2 separate regions of the Homo sapiens genome follow, and region 1 is linked to region 2. Evidence: chromatin contacts called from ENCODE Hi-C or POLR2A ChIA-PET data. All regions are on one chromosome and are shown on one strand. The core of a region is the stretch at or near the end of the contact, and the rest is flanking DNA. Distances in the headings are between cores, read along the strand shown. Region 1 overlaps HIP1 (huntingtin interacting protein 1). Region 2 overlaps HIP1 (huntingtin interacting protein 1).

Region 1 (4,630 bases), core at 234-2,733, 98 kb after region 2:
CGAGTCACTGTGCCCAGCCCCTCCCCATTCTTTTCTATCTCAACAAATACTGCCATCATCCATTTAGGCCAGAGATCTGGAAGTCACCATTTTCCTCATCCCCCATGTCCAATCCACTAGCAGGTTTGGTTGATACCCTACAAATATGACCTGCTTCTGAGGTGGGATGGGAGACTGGACTCTGGAGGCAGGGCTTGGGCATCGGACCAAATTAAGGACAAGTAAAACAGGGAAAGGGCGGAAGCACCTCTGCATAAGACACACCTACCAGTGTGCAGTGACAGTTTACCATTGCTATGGCAACATCCGGAAGTTAGCGCCCCTTTCCATGGCAATAACCTGACAATCTGGAATTTACCACTTTTTTTCTAGAAATTTCTGCATAATCTGCCCCTTAATTTACATATAATTAAAAGTGGGTATAAATGTAACAGCTGCTATTCTGGGCTCACTGCGTATGGAGTAGCCCTGCGCTGCAAGGAACAGGACCTCCGCTGCTGGCTGTGCACTGCCGCCTCAATAAAAGTTGCTAACACCAGCCGGGTGCAGTGGCTCATGCCTGTAATCCCAGCACTTTGGGAGGCCGAGGTGGGCAGATCACTTGAGGTCAGGAGTTCAAGACCAGCCTGGCCAACATGGTGAAACCCCGTCTCTACTAAAAAATTAGCAGGGCATGGTGGTGCACACCTGTAATCCCAGCTACTCGGGAGGCTGAGGCAGAAGAATCGCTTGAACCCAGGAGGTGGAGGTTGCAGTGAGCCAAGATCACATCACTGCACTCAGGCCTGGGCGTCAGAATGAGATTCCATCTCAAAACAAAAACAAAAACAAAAGATCTTTACTTAGGCTGGGTGCAGTGGCTCACACCTGTAATCCCAGCACTTTGGGAGGCCGAAGCAAGTGGATCGCTTGAGGTCAGGAGTTTGAGAGCAGCCTGGCTAACATGATGAAACCCTGTCTCTACTGTAAATACAAAAATTAGCCCTGTAATCCCAGCTACTCAGGAGGCTGAGGCAGGAGAATTGCTTGAACTCAGGTGGCAGAGGTTGCAATGAGCTGAGATCATGCCACTGCACTACAGCTTGGGCAACAGAGCAAGACTCCATCCAAAAAAAAAAAAAGGAAAGGAGGGGAGGGGAGGCGAAACCAGGCAAAAGGGAAGGATAATAGAGTGAGAGTTGGGAGGACAGAGGGGGCTGAGAAGGGCCTCCTGACTTAGCTGTGTAAAAGTGCACTCTCTTGTTTTTCCTGTTAATTTCCTCACCCTTGACCATAACTCCCAAATGCCAAGTTTCAGCTTCTCTGCCTGGTTCCCCAGGAGCAAGCGAAGGACAAGTGTGTGGTTGTACCCACCTCCTGGTACCCCTGTTCCATTTGAGAAGCCGAGTACATATTCTGTGATAAATGGCTTCTTTAGTCCAAGGAGACAGGCCCTGAGGCTGATTTCCTGGAATGTCAAATTCCGGTAGCTTGTGAAAGCAGTTGAGCCTGTTACTGTTGGCTCCAAACCAGCAAGATGGGGATGTGTGGTCAGGTGATTTCATTTCCTTTCATTTGCTTCTAGCTTAGAAAAACATCTCCCCTGAGTAGCCACTTTGCTGTTCCACACAGACACGGCTGCTGTCTGAGACCTCACTGTCCTTGAATTCAGGGGAAGCAGCAGTGATGTCACAGAGACAGAGACAGGCCTAAGTCTTGGGATCTGACAGGCTGTAACGAGACCCTGGGGGTTTCGTTTATTGGACTAAGCTGGAGAAAGTTCATTGTTGCAGGCCAAAGGATTTAAGGCCCATGTACCCCTTTCATCTCAGAATAGATGTAGTTAACTCCAGCTACTCAGGAGGCTGAGGTGGGAGGATCGCTTGAGCCCAGGAGGTTGAGATTGCAGCAAGCCTTGATCGTTCCACTGCACTTCAGCCTGGGTGACACAGCAAGACCTTGTCTCTAAAAAAATTAAAACAGGCCAAGCATGGTGGCTCTCACCTATAATCCCAGCACTTTGGAAGGCCAAGGTGGGTAGATGGCTTGAGCCCAGGAGTTTGAGACCAGCCTGGACAACATAGAGAGACCCCATCTTTATCAAAAACACACAAAAAATTAGCCAGGTGTGGTGGCACACACCTGTACTCCCAGCTACTTGGAGGCTGAGGTGAGAGGATCCCTTGGGCCCAGGGAGGTCAAGGCTGCAGTGAGCTATGATTTTGCCACTATACTCCAGCCTGGGCGACAGACTAAGACCCAATCTCAAAAAAATATTTACAAATAGGCAGGGCACATTGGCTCACGCCTATAACCCCAACATTTTGGGAGGCCGAGACGGGCGGATCACCTGAGGTCGGGAGTTCGAAACCAGCCTGACCAACATGGAGAAACCCCATCTCTACTAAAGATACAAAATTACCCAGGCATGATGGCACATGCTTGTAATCCCAGCAACTCAGCAGGCTGAGGCAGGAGAATCCCTTGAACCTGGAAGGTGGAGCTTGCAGTGAGCCGAGATCGCGCCATTGCACTCCAGCCTGGGCAATAAGAGCGACACTCCATCTCAAAAAATAAACAAACAAAATAAAAATGAAGAATATATAAGTCTGGATTCTCTTAGGTTTCTTGGTCTTCAGTGTTTAGATTCAAAATAGAGATTTGAGAATGAGAAAAAGATGTTGATTTTGCCAGATGTGGTGGCTCATGCCTGTAATCCCAGCACTTTGGGAGGCCAAGGCAGTAGGATTGCTTGAAGCCAGGAGTTTGAGACCAGCCTGGGCAACACAGCAAGAGCCTGTTTCTACCAAAAAATTAAAAATTAGCCAGGCATGGTGGTGCATCCCTGTAATTCTAGCTACTCAGGAGGCTGAGGCAGAAGACTGCTTGAGCCCAGGAATTCAAGGCTGCAATGAGCTCTGATTGCACCACTGCACTCTAGCCTGGGTGACAGAGCAAGACCCTGCCTCTACAAAAAGAGAGAGAGAGAGAAAAAAAATATTGGTTTCTTCATGTGCATATCCACCCAAGATTAGGACATAGTACCAAACGATTGTAATTCTCCAAGTGTTTATTGAACGGCTGCCCTGTCCCTGGCATTATGGGAAACAGCTCAGCGGAGCTCAGTCCCCACTTCCCAGGAACTTATAGTCTTAATTGTGGAGAGAACAAATAGTCCAAAAACAAAGAGAAGTAATGAAAGAAGAGAGCTACCTTTGTAGTAAAATTCCCTTCCCTTTTCCTATGGTTAGATGGCTTATCCTCAGAGAAAGTCAATTTCTTTTAATGTTACTCTAAACCAAACACTCCTCGGAAGTTAAATCTGCAAAATAACAACATGTGTTCTACAGCAATGAAGAAATTAGCTTTTTGATTATCTACTCTTCCAAAGGATTTGTAGCATGAATTACTCTTTCCTCACCAGCAGGTCACTGAGGACCAGCTTTAAATAATCCTCTGCAGCATCATAATTGAATCCCAGCACCATGGAGTTTATCTCCTTGACAGCCTGTGCCTTTGGGCTGGGGAGGGGGCAGGAAAGCCAGGTGGCTGCTCTGTCCCCTACATGGGGCTGATGAAGACACCCAGCACCCCTCAGGTCCTTCTCCACCCCTAGGTTGAAAGATCTGTTCTACCGCTCCAGCAACCTGCAGTACTTCAAGCGGCTCATTCAGATCCCCCAGCTGCCTGAGGTAAGCATGCCCAACCACACACCCTCGGCACTGCAGAGGCCCCAGGTACTCTCTTAAGGGCCGGCGGGGCCTGGCAAGCAAGCACTATTTGAGGATGTGTCTCCGTCTTCAGAACCCACCCAACTTCCTGCGAGCCTCAGCCCTGTCAGAACATATCAGCCCTGTGGTGGTGATCCCTGCAGAGGCCTCATCCCCCGACAGCGAGCCAGTCCTAGAGAAGGATGACCTCATGGACATGGATGCCTCTCAGCAGGTGAGGACCACTTGGGAGAGAAACTTGGCCTTTCCTCTCACCTGCAAGTACAGGGGAGAGGCTGGGGGAGACCCTGGCCAAAGCCCATTGACTCTAACCAGGTTCAGGCTTCTCTTCATTCACCTAGCACCAACCTAGGCTGAGCATCCTGCTCTGTGGCTCCCAGAAGGGTCATAAATGGGTGCAGTGGCTCACAGCTGTAATCCCAACACTTTGCAAGGCCAAGGTGGGAAGACTGCTTGAGGCCAGTTCAAGACCAGCCTGGGCAACATAGTAAGGCCCCATCTTTACAAAATTAGCCAGATGTGGTGGCACATACCTGTGGTCCCAGCTATGTGGGAAGCTGAGATGGGAGGATCACTTGAGCCTGGGAGGCCAAGGCTACAGTGAGCTGTTATCATGCCACTGCACTCCAGCCTAGGCAAGAGAACAAGAACCAGGCCCTAAAAATATAAATACATAAAATTAAAATAAAAAAATTATCCAGGTATGGTGGCACACACCTATACTTCCAGCTACTCAGGAGGCTGAAACAGGAGGATCACTTGAGCCAGGAGTTGGAGGCTGCAGTGAGCTATGATTGCACCACTGTACTCTAGCCTGGGCAGTAGAGCGAGAACCTGTCTCAAAAAAATTAAAAAAATTAAACAGGTCTGAACCGTTTAATTCGAGAAAGGGGGCATTCTCCCATATCACTCAACTGACC
Region 2 (4,824 bases), core at 2,325-4,824:
TTTTATTGATTGTATCTATTTTTTAAATATATAATGCATGGGCCTGGCACGGTGGCTCACGCCTGTAATCCCAGCACTTTGGGAGGCCGAGGTGGGTGGATCATCTGAGGTCAGTAGTTTGAGACCAGCCTGGCCAACATGGCGAAACCCTGTCTCTACTGAATGTACAAAAATTAGCCGGGCATGGTGATGATGCACCTGTAATCCCAGCTACTTGGGAGGCTGAGGCAGGAGAATCGCTTGAACCCAGGAGGAAGAGGTTGCAATGAGCCGAGATCACGCCACTGCACTCCGGCCTGGGCAACAGAGGGAGACTCCATCTCAAAAAAAAATAAAATTAATTAATTAATTAATTAATAAAGCATGATTAAAAAAAAATCTACCATACAAGAGGGTGACCAGTTCATCCCACATCCCCCAGCCTCTGGTCCTTCTCTGCAGAGGCAGCCACCTCTGTGCAACTGCAAGCATATCGTCTGTGTGGGTCTGCAGTGGTATTTCGCTGAGTAACATAGATCTTGGATATTGTTTCAGTCCATACATACAGGCCTGCCCAGTTGTTTTGTTTTGTTGGTTTTTTTCACATTGCCATATAAAAGGAAGGCTTCCTAAAGCATACCACAAACCTACAAGCTATAATGGAAAAGTTGATAAATTTGACTATGGAAAGGCCAGGAGCAGTGGCTCATGCCTGTAATCCCAGCACTTTGGGAGGCCGAAGCAGGCGGATCACTTGAGTCCAGGAGTTCGAGACCAGCCTGGCCAACATAGCAAAACCCCGTCTCTACTGAAAATACAAAAATTAGCCAGGCATGGTGATGGCATGCCTGCAATCCCAGCTACTGGGGAGGCTGAGGCAGGAGAATCACTTGAATCCAGGAGGTGGAGGTTGCAGTAAGCTGAGATCACACCACTGCACTCCAGCCTGAGCGACAGAGCGAGACTGTCTCAAAAAAAAAAAAATGACTACGGAAAAATGAGAAGCTTTAGTATGAGAAAAGATACCATTAGCAAAGCCACAAGACAGGATGGCCTCCACATCCCACTGGACCTTCAACACTGCTCAGTGGCCCTTTTGTGCCCCACGTGGTTCTCTCCACAGATACTACCTCAAACCTTCCTGCCCCTCCAAGCTACAACTCCATCCCTCCTAATTTCACACAGAAAATCAAATTTATCAGATGGAAATGCCCTCTGCTTCCTGCAGCCAGACCTTTATTTTGTTTTAATTGTTCTTATTTTTTTATAGAGATAGGGTCTTGCTCTGTCACCCAGGCTGGAGTGCAGTGGCTTGATCATAGCTCACTGTAGCCTCCAACTCCTGGCCTCAAACAATCCTCCTCCCTCAACCCCCTGACTAGCTGGGACTATATGTGTGCACCTCCATGCCTTTCTAATTTTTAAATTTTTTTTGTAGAAACAGGGTCTCACTATATTCACTATATTTCCCAGGCTGGTTTCGAACACCTTGGCCTCCCAAAGAGCTAGGATTACAGGTGCGAACCACCAAACCCAGCCAACCAGACATCTCAGTGTATTTGAGCCCAAATTAGTCTCTTCTTTCCCTCTGTTGAAATGGAAAGTATCTGGACTGGGCATGATGGCTCACGCCCGTAATCCCAGCACTTTGGGAGGCCAAGGCAGGCAGATCACTTGAGGCCAGGAGTTCAAGACCAGCCTGGCCAATATGGTGAAATCCCAACCCTACTAAAAATACAAAAATTAGTCGGACGTGGTGGTGCATGCTTGTAATCCCAGCTACTCAGGAAGCTGAGGCATGAGAATTGCTTGAACCTGGGAGGCAGAGGTTGCAGTGAGCCGAGATTGTACTACTGCACTCCAGCCTGGGCAATGGAGCAATGGAGCAAGACTTTGTCTGTCCGTCTGCCTGTCTCTCTCTCTCTCTCTCTCTCCCTATACATATATATATGTATGTATACGTATACATACACATACATATATATGTATGTGTATATATGTATGTATACGTATACATACACATACATATATATGTATGTGTATATATGTGTGTATACGTATACACACACACATATGTATGTGTATATATGTATGTATATGTATACACACACATATGTATGTGTATATATGTATGTATACGTATACATACACATATGTATGTGTATATATGTATGTATACGTATACATACACACATATATATGCATGTGTATGTATACATATACATACATATATACATACATATATGTGTGTATATATGTATGTATACATATATGTGTGTATATAGTATGTGTATGTATACACACACAATATATGTATATATACATATGTATATGTGTGTATATATGTATGTACATATATGTATGTAAATATACACACATACATGTATGTATGTACACACATGTGTGTGCATATATGCATACATGTATGTATGCACATATGTGTGTATATGTGTGTGTATATACACATATATGTGTATATACACATATATGTGTATATATATACACATATATGTGTATATATATACACATATATGTGTATATATATACACATATATGTGTATATATATATACACATATATGTGTATATATATATATACACACATACATAAAATAATGGAAGGTAGCTGTTCCCCTGCTAGAGGCTGACACCTCCCTGTGTTCTGATCCCCTGTAATCTTGCCTTAGCAGGACCGTTGCTCTACTGATTAGCTGAGTCAGAAAACTAGAAGTCAAATTATCACTCACTACTCCACTCCCCTCCCACTCCCTTCCATTCCCGTCTCCTGCTGGGTTTTACCTCCTAAATACTCCCTGGCGGCTCTGTTCTCTCATCTCTTTCCTATTTTCACTGCTCATGGTCAGGACTCATCTAGTACACCCAGAACTGGCAGTACCCTCTTCACTGATCCCAGTCTCCACCCTGGCCATCCTCAGAGCTGTCCCTGCACAGAGGTCAGTGATGCATCAAAAACTCAGATCTGCTCCTGTCCCCTGGCAAACACCCTGAATTGACCATCTGCCTCCTACATCAGTCCGCCTCGCCTGCTGTAGGGGTAGGAGCAGTGCCGCCAGGATGACACACTCTGTCACCCAGGCTGGAGTGCAGTGGTGCAATCATAGCTCACTGCAGCCTTGACTGCCTAGGTTCCAGCGATCCTCCCACCTCAGCCTCCTGAGTAGCTGGGACTATAGGTGTACGCCACCCCTCCTGGTCTGGACATTATATTTGTTTAAATGATCTGTCTTTGAGTTTTCCTTCCCACTTACACTACAGACATCTGGAGAGCAAAGACGCTGTCCGGGATCTTCCTACTGGCCTGGCACACACCTGGTGCACAGCTGATTCAAAACAGAACTTGCCAAACCACCCACTGAATGTTTTCTTGGTCGTTGTACCAGAACAGATGATCATAAAGACAGTTTATGAAACGTAATTAGGATAAGTGTAAATTCTTGTAGTTACATCTGAAACTCACAGGCATGCAAATATCAGATGGGCAACTGTGGCTTGCAGCAGTTCATGTAGAAAAAAGGTGGGGATTTTCATTGAGGAAGCCTCAGCATGGGTCGCCGGTGTGGTGACGCTGCAGGAAGCAGCTCGGATCTTAGCCACCTGTGCTGGTGTCCTCTGAGAACTTGCTCTGTCCCTGTCCCCATTCTCTTTCATATCTTCAATAATTATTCCTCCTCTCAGCTTAAAAACAGGCCCTCGTGTCCTCTAACCTTTAAAAACCTCTTTCCAGGCCAGGCACCGTGGCTCACTCCAGGAGGCTGAGGAGGATGGATCATTTGAGGTCAGGAGTTCGAGACAAGACTGACCAACATGGTGAAATCCCGTCTCTACTAAAAATACAGAAATTAGCCAGGCATGGTAGTGTGTGCCTGTAATCCCAGCTTCTAGGGAAGTTGAGGCAGGAGAGTCACTTGAACCTGGGAGAGGGAGGTTGCAGTGAGCTGAGATCACGCAACTGCACTCCAGCCTGGGCGACAGAGCGAGACGCTGTCTCAAAAATAAATTAGTTAATAAAATAAAATAAATAAAAGCCTCTTTCCAGCCAGGCATGGTGGCTCACACTTGTAGTCTGAGCACTGGGGGAGTCCCAGGTAGGAGGATTGCTTGAGACCAGGAGTTTGAGACCAGCTAGGACAACATAGCAAGACCTCATCTTTACCAAATAAAATAGCTGGGCGTGGTGGTGCAGGTCTGTACTCCCAGCTACTCGGGAGGCTGGGGTGGGAGGGTTACTGGAGCCCAGGAGTTCCAGGCTGCCATGTGCTGTGATCGCACCACTGTGGTCCATCCTGGGTGACAGAACAAGAACCTGTCTCAAACAAACAAACAAACAAACAAAAATAGTGGAGACCCTCCAGTGTGAGCCTCCTCATCATCTCTGATTTCATCCCCCATGACATCGCCAGCTACGCCCCCTCCTTCCCCTCCTCCCTCCCCTCCACCTTCACCCCTTGTGGCTCACTCACGCACCCACTCTCCAGTCCACCCCTCCTCAGAGACCCTGTCCACTCATCCATCTCTCTCCCATTGCGCTTCCTCTTCACTCCGTTCCTTCTGCCTCCCACCATATGCAAATCTTCTCCATCCTTAAAAGCCTGATTGCCTCCTCTGGATTTTTCCACACTCTTGGGGAACTTCCTGTGACTCCCTGCCCTTCACCACCAGCCTTTCCCAAAGAGAAATCCCTCTCACCACCTCCCACTGCCCATCCTCCCCCAGTGGCTCCAAGGCACACATTTGGACTTAGGCCTGCGTTACTCTGCTGTAGCTGCCCCCAAGATGACATCAGGACCTAACAGCACTTGTAGCACCTTTTGCTCCCCATTCCCTGC

What was found. Hi-C counts contacts between places; a loop is a spot of excess contacts on that map. ChIA-PET counts read pairs that join two places held with the same protein, here RNA polymerase II (POLR2A). Pooled maps may share reads with other maps.
Region 1: a loop to region 2 is called in a pooled map, with 2.7 times the contacts of the local background. The contact joins two enhancer-like sites. A Hi-C loop is called at or near these places in 1 of 50 pooled maps. POLR2A ChIA-PET finds 5 or more read pairs at or near these places in 3 of 52 experiments (B cell, GM12878 and HEK293).

Annotation. Positions count from the first base shown.
Region 1 is chr7:75,562,229-75,566,858 of GRCh38, reverse strand. It overlaps HIP1 (huntingtin interacting protein 1), which reads left to right. Exons shown (of 31, transcript NM_005338.7): 10 at 3,596-3,671; 11 at 3,784-3,924. Among named protein-coding and RNA genes, the nearest start is that of SPDYE5, 72 kb to the right of the region's middle. Within about 2 kb of position 1,483, at least 8 of the 41 ENCODE cell types and tissues checked have a DNase peak (open chromatin) inside an H3K27ac peak, as active enhancers do.
Region 2 is chr7:75,661,686-75,666,509 of GRCh38, reverse strand. All of the region lies in intron 1 of HIP1 (huntingtin interacting protein 1), which reads left to right. Among named protein-coding and RNA genes, the nearest start is that of HIP1, 75 kb to the left of the region's middle. Within about 2 kb of position 3,574, at least 4 of the 41 ENCODE cell types and tissues checked have a DNase peak (open chromatin) inside an H3K27ac peak, as active enhancers do.